Linked DNA regions of Homo sapiens: regions 1 and 2 are each linked to region 3. Evidence: chromatin contacts called from ENCODE Hi-C or POLR2A ChIA-PET data. All regions are on one chromosome and are shown on one strand. Each heading gives the region's core, a stretch centred on a gene start or an enhancer-like site at or near the end of the contact. The rest is flanking DNA. Distances are from core to core; before and after follow the strand shown.

Region 1 (2,958 bases), core at 45-2,544, 370 kb before region 3:
TTCTAAATGTATTATAGTTATTGTATTTTGTGATAATTTGTGCTTCAGAAAGTTATTCTTTGAAGAAACTAAGAAATGAGAAAAATTAACATCTACCTGTATATTCAACATCTACATATATATTTACCATTTTTGCCATTCTTTATTCCTACATAAAGATCAAAGTTTACATCTCATATCATTTTCTCTCAGTCTGAAGAACTTGATTTAACATTTCTTGTATTGTAGGTGTCTTAGTGACAAATTCTTTCAGCTTCTGTTTTCAGCTTTTATCTGAAGATACCTTTATTAATCTTTACTTTTTCTATATATTTTGTTTGTTCGTTTAGAGATAAGGTCTTACTCTGTTGCCCAGGCTGGAGTCCAGTGGCCTGATCATAACCCACTGCAGCCTCAAACTCCTGGGCTCAAGTGATCCTCCCACCTCAGCCTCCCAAGTAGGTGGGACTATAGGCACACGCTACCGTGCCTGGCTAATGTTTTAATTTTTTTGGAGAGTTGGGGTCTCACTTTGTTGCCTGGGCTGGTCTCGTACCCCAGGGCTCAAGCAATCCTCCTACCCCAGCCTCCTACGGTCCTGAGATTACAGGTGTGAGCCACCATGCCTGGTTATTTAAAAAAATATGTTTTGAATAATACAGCCAATTCTGTTTTTTTAAGCTGTCACTATGTTCTGTATAGCCACCAAAAACAGGGAATTAGCAAATACTGAATCATTGTTCTTAGGGGAAATACAGACTTGGCTCCTGTAAGCCTCTTGTCATAATATTTTTGTTAACCAATCAGTATATTACCTTGTTTTATGTGTTTTTCTATTTAAAGCCACCTGGGGTACAAAAATACAGTTGGATAGAAGGAATAAGTTCTAGTATTTGATAGTACAGTAGAGAAATTATAGTTAATGATTTATTCTATATTTCAGAATAGCTAGAAGAATTGTAATGTTTCTAACACAAAGAAAAGAAAAATGTTTGAGGTGATATATAACCCAGTCACTCTGACTTGATCATTACACATTGCATATAGGTATCAAAATATCATATGTACTACCAAAATATAAAACAACTGTTATATATCAATTAAAAAATAAAGACATCTTATTTAATATGTATTATTGATTCATTAACATTGAACTCATGGCCAAGAACACTATAATTTATGCCTGAAGGAAGATTATCTAACATATGTTTTCTCTGTAAGGCACATCATAGCCTTCTTGTGGTTAAAAACACTCGATACCATGTCAGCGCTGTGCTTAAGGGCCATATGAAACAGGGAAGTCAGTGGCAGAGCTGAAACAAGAAGGCGGTAGGGTTACCTTGTTCCATCTCAGCTGGGAACTTGTACTTTGGATGACCCGCTCTGGTTTGCCTGCTCTGCTCATTGCATGTCCTGAAAGTGCTGCAAGTATGGATTTTGGGGCTACAAATTTAGTGAGCAGGTAAATGAGCAAATAAGGAATCCATGAATAATGAGGATCATCTGTATATAATTTTAGATTGTCAGTTTTTTCATAACTTTAAAGGCGTTCATTACCTTTTGGATTACATCAATGAGAGGTGAGGTCATTCTTATTGTTGTTTACCTGCTTTTTTCCTCTGACTGTTTTTAGGGTTGTCTCTATCTTTGATTTTCAGTTTGACCCTTATGGTGTGCCTTTTTGTGGTGTTGTGTTTATTCTGCTTGGAGTACATTGAGCTTTGTGGCTCTGTTGGTTGGTATTTTCAAAATGCCAACTTCTGTCCAATTTTAGGCCATTTTTTCTTTTTTTTTTTTTTTAACTTCTTCAGTCTTTTTTAAAGAGACAGGGTCTTAACTGTGTTGTCCAGGGTGGAGTGCAGTGGCGTGATCATGGCTTGTTACAGCCTCAAACTCCTGGGCTTGAGTGATCCTCCCATCTCAGCCTCCTGAGTTGCTAGAACTGCACGTGTGCACCACTACACCGGCTAATTTTTAAGTTTTTTGTAGAGATAGGGTCTCACTGTGTTGTCCAAACTGGTGTCCCAACTCCTGGCCTCAAGTGGTCCTCCCACTTTGGCCTCCTAAAGTGTTGGGGTTACAGGCATGAGCTCCCATGCCTGGCCACTGTTGCTTTTTTTAAGGGGACTGCAATTATAGGTATTTTAACTCCTTGATTGTCTCTCAGCACTGAGGCTCTGTTCCTTTTTTCACTTGCCCTTTTCCCTTGTTGTGTTTCAGTTTGGATACTTTCTGTTGTTGTTTTTTAAGTTTGTTTATCAATAAATCTTTTTTTCTGTATTGTCTAATCTGCCTTTAAGCTCATCTAGTGATTATTTTCAGTTAATATAATTTACAATTCTAGCATCTCCATTTGGTCCTTTAGTCTATATTTCTCCACCAAGATTCCCTGTCTACTCTATATGTCTGTCTTTTTCTGTACTTAATATCTTAATAGCTATTTTAATTTTCATTTTAATATTTGCTAATCCAGGCCAGGTGTGTTAGTTCACACTTGTAATTCCAGCACTTTGGGAAGCTGAGGCTGGCGGATCACTTGAGGTCAGGAGTTTGAGACCAGCTTGGCCAACGTAGTGAACCCCGTCTCTACTAAAAACACAAAAATTAGCTTGGTGTGATGGCAGACACCTGTAATCCCAGCTACTCAGAGGCTGAGGTGGGATAATTGCTTGAACCTGGGAGGTGGAGGTTGCAGTGAGCCAAGATAGCCCCGCTGTACTCCAGCCTGGGTGACAGAGCAAGACTCCGCCTCAAAAAAAAAAAAGTGCGAATCCAACGTCTACGTTATTTGTTTGTTTATATTTGCTATTCTTTCTTATTTATGGTCATATTTTCTTGCTGCTTTGCATGTCCATTAATTTATTTTATACTGCATGTCATGGATTTGGTGGTTTTAACTTTGTTCTGGCAGGCAGTTAATTTGCTGGAAAATCATTTTGATCCTTTCAAGTTTTGATTTTAAAGTTAGGGTGGGTCTAG
Region 2 (2,894 bases), core at 63-2,562, 310 kb before region 3:
CATCTCTTATTTTTATTTATGACTTGGAACTTAAGTTACTTCCTAATAACATCAAGGGTAAATAATGTAGTTTCCTTTTATTACTTACCTCTTTCGTATAGAGTGGTTGCATTTAGTGACTAAATCTGTAGTGGTGTTTTAAAATGATCTGATGTTAGTCTGTAAATAAAAAGATTACGGTTATGTTGTTTGGCATGCTTGGTTAATAAGTTTCAAAAGAGATCAACTAAAAATATTTTGGAGCAAATGAAATAGAACCTTGTACATACAGCCTAGAGGAAACCAGTTCCTATTCATGTATTATTACCTTCTATACGTAGCTGACTTCTAGGGTAGAACATGTGTGAAAAGTGATTGAGGAGGAGGTACTGATGCCGCTTAAGATGGATGGTTTGTGGGTAGGAATTGACTGAGAAGAAATACTGTCTGTAAGTAGTAATTCAGAGCTTCAAACAGCAAAGGACCATCTCTGAATTTAGTAGTCAAAGATTGGTGGGGGAGAGAGGTGACTTCAAAGAAAAGCCTGGTGAGCTTAGGGGAGAGGAGAGATGCTTGTTGTTTTTATAGATTCAATAAACACGGCAACAGAGATACACCAAAAGTCATCCTCGATGTTTGCACAGTATAGCAGTGAAGGCAGCTATATGTCTACAATTTAACATTTTTCTTGAGAGAAATGTCATTCTTGAATAAATCTATTTTTAAAATTGATCTGGGAATGATTCATTATGCTCTAGTTTTCTGAGTTTGAGTATAAAGTTTCCACTTGTCTTTAATCAAAAGAAAACTTATTTATTCTTTCAGAGAAAATTTTCATCCATACACAGTCCATTGTGTAGATACGGGGCAAGAGGAGAGAGAAAATGTTAGAAAGGGGCTGATGAGATCTTAAGAAACATTTTAAATCTCTGTTTTGCACACGTATTTGAGAATCGAATATGAGGACTTTTTAAAAAAAGTTTTGAGAAATAATTTCTTTGTTAAATCTTATATTTTAATTTCTTTTGAAAACTACATTTTTTTGTAAAAGCAATTATGTTATTCATGAGGAAGCTAGCATAAATGAGAGAAATCGAACTTGATAAGTTCTTGCATTGAGTGACTGCTAATTTGAAAGTAACAGAAAGTAACACATGATGAGACAGATTTCCTTTCTGGAACACTTGTTGTTTCTTAGTATTGAAAAAAAGGACTTTCATTAAAATTATAATTTATCCTTAAGGATTAGCAATCCTTTTAAAAAGAGAAGAGAAGAAAAACGTACTTGATTGGTTTCCCTGAGTTGTGTTTTTGGCAAGCCCAGAGCTCAAGGAAACCTGCTTGGTGACTTCCCCAGCTGGCAATTCATTTAGGACTGCAAATAAGTAACAGTTGCCTCATCATGTTAGCACTTAAAGTGAACCTGGCATTTAGATCTCAAAATCTAGAGGCAAATGAATAAGGCAGGGAATCTGTCCTTTTCTCCCCATGAAAGGTAAAGCCCTTGGTAATTCAGGTGCACACTCTGATAATGTACATGAAAGGTCTTCCTTGATAAACGATAAACCTTGTGATTTTGCCACACAAGAATTTAGCTAAACCCTTTCCTAATGTCATTGTATATGAGTAGTACAGATTCCATGTGTTTGTTTCCATTGAATATACAGAAATACTGAATACTTCCTTAAAACAGCTTTTATTGAAAAAAGGAAGCTGATAAAAATCACTTTGCTTTTTTATAAAAACGCTTGATAGGATTACCTTTCTAGAGAGACTTCTGTGTATGGCCACACTTATCCACCACAGTTTTTGTTTATATAGAGAGCATTTTAAAAAGAAGAAGGTTTTCCTGGCCATGCACAGTAGCTCACGCCTGTAATCCCAGCACTTTGGGAGGCCAAGGCGGAAGGATTGCTTGAGGCCAGGAGTTTGAGACCAGCCTAGGCAACATTGTGAGACTGTTTCTATAAAAAAAAAAAAACTGAAAAATCAGCCAGCCATGGTCGCCCATGCCTGTAGTCCCAGCTACTTGGGAGGCTGAGGCAAGAGGATTCTTGAGCCCAGGAGGTGGAGGATGCAGTGAGCCATAATCATACCACTGCATTCCAGCCACGGCAACAGAGTGAGACCCTGTCTGTTTAAAAAAAAAAAAAAAATTATTAAAATCTTAATCTTAAGTTCCTTAATAGTGGACTGTATTACTTTTTGCCTTTTAGCCACAAAAACTGGTAGGGAAAGTTATATTCTGTCACCCTAAAGCAAGCAAAAAATGTTTTTCCAATTCCCATTCTTTTTTTACTTTTTCAACATAAGGAAAAATGTATTTACCTTGTTTAAACGGATTTATTTTAATGCCTTACAGTCAGATTTTAAATTTATGGGAAGTTTGCTAATAGCTCCAGTCTCTCCAGTTGAGATGAATGTTTTTTCTTATTTAAATAACAATGAGTTTTTTAAAATTTATAGGAAGTAGCTTTTTATTGGAATTACATTGATTTTATATGATTCATAGCTAGGAAAATGGAAACCATCTTAATTTCAGGAAAATGTAGTAGAAATTACTCTCATTTCTAAATTTTTGTCATTTAGAAAAGACATTTTTATCAAGCTCTGTGTTTACAAAATAATAGTTTTTAAACAACAATTTGAAAGAAGTATCTCTATAACTCATTGTCTTCATAAATGCAAAATCTGTTGTGTGCCCTCAAATTTATATCTACATTTTTAGATTCTGGGTCACAATTATCACTAGCTCTTTTTTTTTTTTTTTTTTTTTTGGAGATAGAGTCTCGCTGTGTCACCCAGGCTGGAGGGCGGTGGTGCGATCTTAGGCTCACTGCAACCTTTGCCTTCCAGGTTCAAGTGATTCTCCTGCTTCAGCCTCCCAAGTAGCTGGGACTACAGGTGTCCGCCAC
Region 3 (3,067 bases), core at 406-2,905:
TCGCTGGTGATGGTGACGACGCTGGTGGGGAGGGTCTGCGCGCGGCTGGATGCTGGCGTGCTCTGGGTGCTGGCAGACACCTCGTGTTTATCAGAGGAGATGGCGGAAGAGATAGCCTGGATCCATGTGTTCATTTCCTCCTGGACAGAGGAAGGGACACAGGTGAGACTCAACTAAGAGTAGGCATGAGGGGTTCTGGCTCCAAGGCTTGGGAATGGCGCATCTGGCCAACTGAGGGGTAAGCAGAGTCACTTCTGGGCACTGTCCCCAAATGCACCTCTGCCTTATCAGTACAGGAGAGGGAACCTGGTTCAGCTTCTCATGAGAATTCAGTTCTACTCATCACCCTAGTATGTGGCCCTACAAACTTGTAACAGCTGGAAGACCAGTCTCAATCTGTGAGGTGGTCAGATCCCACCCTAGAAGGTGCTTTTTCACATTTAAAGCATTACAGGTGTTGTTTTTCCATCAATGGACTCTCTCTTTCCTTGAGGTGAGGTACACACCCATTAAACAGCTGGCTGCTGGCGAAGGGTGCAGCGGGGGTCCCATCATGATCCACAACCAGTCCTGGGACCACCTCACTATGCCTCATCCCTGGGAGGGGACAGGCAAAGATTCCATCGACTTTAAGGGATCCTGCCTCGGCAAAGGGACAGTGAGATCATATTCACTGCCTTCTAGAGACAGAACCAAACACCTTCTAGTGCTGGTGACTGGAGCCCAGTGATAGAAACCATCACTGATCATCATTTACATGAAGAACTTTCTGAATAAAGCCCATCATCACACAAACACTTGCAAACTCCTAAGTAGTGGAGAGAAATAACATTTAGAAACTTACATCGTCTTTGGCTTGGAAGAGGTACTCATTGCCATCATTTAGTCTGTAATTTCAAGGAAGAAAGTTAGTCACCACTTAATTACAGAGAAATAAAAATCCCCCAACTCCCATATCCCATGCAGGACAGAAGTAGACCACAGGAGTCACAACAGAAGCGTCAACCTACATATGTCACCACCAAGCCTGGGGACCCGCCCAGGCCCAGCAACAGACCCCTGGAGATCAAGAAGCCATATAATCGCGCCAATGATACACACAGGGAGCCTGTGCTTCAATCCAATGGAAGGATTTTAAAAAGCCCCAAACATAACATTTGGGTTTATTGTGGCAAAAATCACTTGTGGATGCCTGATCACTTACTGGTCTAAACTGAGTTCAGGAGAAAGCTTTTGAACACAATGAGCCCTTTTGAAATTCTGCTACTGAGCTTGTATCCCCTACATTCACATGTTCCAGAGTTTCAGAATAGGCAAACAGAAAATGTCCTTCAACTTTTCTTCTACTGTATGTCTCAGAATTAAGAAGCCCTATTAGTGTGACACTGGGAGGTCCCCAGGCTTGGAAGGGTCACAGGTTCACTCTGTGGCTGCGGAGAGGACGAGGGTACTGTTGTGTAACACAGGGTAGGGGCCGTTCGCTAATATCCCAGCTCTCTGAAGCTGCATGAAGGGAGTACAAAGGGGAAAGCAGCCAAGGAGCCAGGCTGCCGGTGCATTGTCCTACAAAATGTAAAGTGTTCCAGGACCCAAAGAGCCTGCCTGCACTGCGCAGCAGCAGAGCTTAATAAATCAAACCATCTGACACTCTCTCCTCTGGAGCCCTGGGCCTAGTCCAACTGGCATGAAACATACAAATAAATGGAAGACCAAAGCTTTTCAGATCCCAAAGCAACAGCACAAATCAGTAAACAAGCATTCTAACCACTTTTTACAAGATAAAATAATTTTTCTGCCTACTTCCAAGTGTGAGGAGAAATTCTGAGCTTAGCTCCACTCTGTAGGGAGATACATGTATCCTACAGGGTAGAGACATTTGGAACTAGATGGTTCTGAGACAGCTGGAGCATCTGCTGGGAGAGTCAGGGGAGGACAGGGTCCCAGGCCCCACCCAAACATTTCCTGTTTGTCTCCATCCAGCTCCAGGATGACTCACTTGACCCATCTCCAGATAATTCATGAGCAAAGAATAGCATCTCCTGGGTCGGGATAAGCTGAAAAGATGGGGAAACTATTTTTCAAAGCCTCCCTTAAACTGTGAAATGTGACTAGCTCTCTTTAAGTCTTAGGGAACAGTAAGTGCCTGGTTATAAAAGCAAAAGCTCCTTATCCTTCAATGCTCAGATGTACTGTTAACCACAGGGAAGCTGGTGGCTGGCCACAGTTGCCAAAGAATTCAGCCTAACCGAGACACGTGCCAAACTGGTTTTTCACTTTATTGGGGATTTAAAATGGCAGAAGACAGAACCAACTAATCACAGCAGCTGTATAAGAAAACCAAACCCCAGAGTGGAAGTAAATGCAAACCCACTCTGGCAGCCATGAAGCACGGCGACTCTCACCTTAGCTTGAATACGTGTTTCTTCTTTTTGTAATCAAGGGCCACTTCGCAGACAGCTTCTTTCAAACTCACAGGGACCTCGCTGTGGTAGGGAATTCCAGAAGCAGCAGTCTTTGCATCTTTGTAGAAACCCATTTCTTGGTTATTTATGACACAATAAACATTGTGCCAGGACCTGTGCAGTTTAAAAAAAAGGGCAGGGGGAGATAAAGGCTCTACCACATTCCCCTTAAAGAACTAAACATTTCATTAACATGAAAATGATCCTCACACAACACAGTGTGACCCCACCCAACCCTCAACCTTCCTTATTACAAGCCCTTCCTAAATTCTGCTAACACTAAACAACAGAAAAAATTCCTCCATGGAGAGTTCAGGGACAGGGCACAGGGCAAGTGTTTGAGGACTATGTCTTCTCTTTCACTTCGGAGAAAAGCAAGTTACCCTCTTGTACTCTGAGCTCACTTTGATTGGTATTTAGTACTCTTTGCTGTAGCGCCCTCTTATGGTCATGAGCTAAAGGCCATGCTCCTGTCTGAAAACATGCCTGTCCTCCAGCAGCAGCTCCTCCAGCTGCGGATTCATTACTTATGTGACTTGGCAACTTGACAGAAAGACAGACCCAGAGCCATCAGCACTTACAGTACCTTTGGGTGAATTAGAATA

Evidence for each region. A loop is a pair of places that touch in the nucleus more often than their neighbours do. ChIA-PET counts read pairs that join two places held with the same protein, here RNA polymerase II (POLR2A). Pooled maps may share reads with other maps.
Region 1: a loop to region 3 is called in a pooled map, with 4 times the contacts of the local background. The contact joins two enhancer-like sites. A Hi-C loop is called at or near these places in 1 of 168 maps with a recorded cell type or tissue (lower leg skin) and 1 of 50 pooled maps. POLR2A ChIA-PET finds 5 or more read pairs at or near these places in 1 of 52 experiments (common myeloid progenitor, CD34-positive).
Region 2: a map of OCI-LY7 shows a loop between it and region 3 (2.6-fold over the local background). The contact joins two enhancer-like sites. A Hi-C loop is called at or near these places in 1 of 168 maps with a recorded cell type or tissue (OCI-LY7) and 1 of 50 pooled maps. POLR2A ChIA-PET finds 5 or more read pairs at or near these places in 2 of 52 experiments (MCF 10A and activated T-cell).

Annotation. Positions count from the first base shown.
Region 1 is chr2:55,031,872-55,034,829 of GRCh38, reverse strand. All of the region lies in intron 1 of RTN4 (reticulon 4), which reads left to right. Among named protein-coding and RNA genes, the nearest start is that of RTN4, 17 kb to the left of the region's middle. RefSeq lists an enhancer at 1,136-1,185. Within about 2 kb of position 1,294, at least 2 of the 41 ENCODE cell types and tissues checked have a DNase peak (open chromatin) inside an H3K27ac peak, as active enhancers do.
Region 2 is chr2:54,978,294-54,981,187 of GRCh38, reverse strand. The region is part of intron 5 of RTN4 (reticulon 4); the gene reads left to right. Among named protein-coding and RNA genes, the nearest start is that of RTN4, 71 kb to the left of the region's middle. Within about 2 kb of position 1,312, at least 6 of the 41 ENCODE cell types and tissues checked have a DNase peak (open chromatin) inside an H3K27ac peak, as active enhancers do.
Region 3 is chr2:54,665,424-54,668,490 of GRCh38, reverse strand. SPTBN1 (spectrin beta, non-erythrocytic 1) reads right to left here. Exons shown (of 36, transcript NM_003128.3): 34 at 2,403-2,576; 35 at 845-887; 36 at 1-140. All of the region lies in intron 1 of SPTBN1-AS2 (SPTBN1 antisense RNA 2), which reads left to right. Among named protein-coding and RNA genes, the nearest start is that of SPTBN1-AS2, 13 kb to the left of the region's middle. Within about 2 kb of position 1,655, at least 23 of the 41 ENCODE cell types and tissues checked have a DNase peak (open chromatin) inside an H3K27ac peak, as active enhancers do.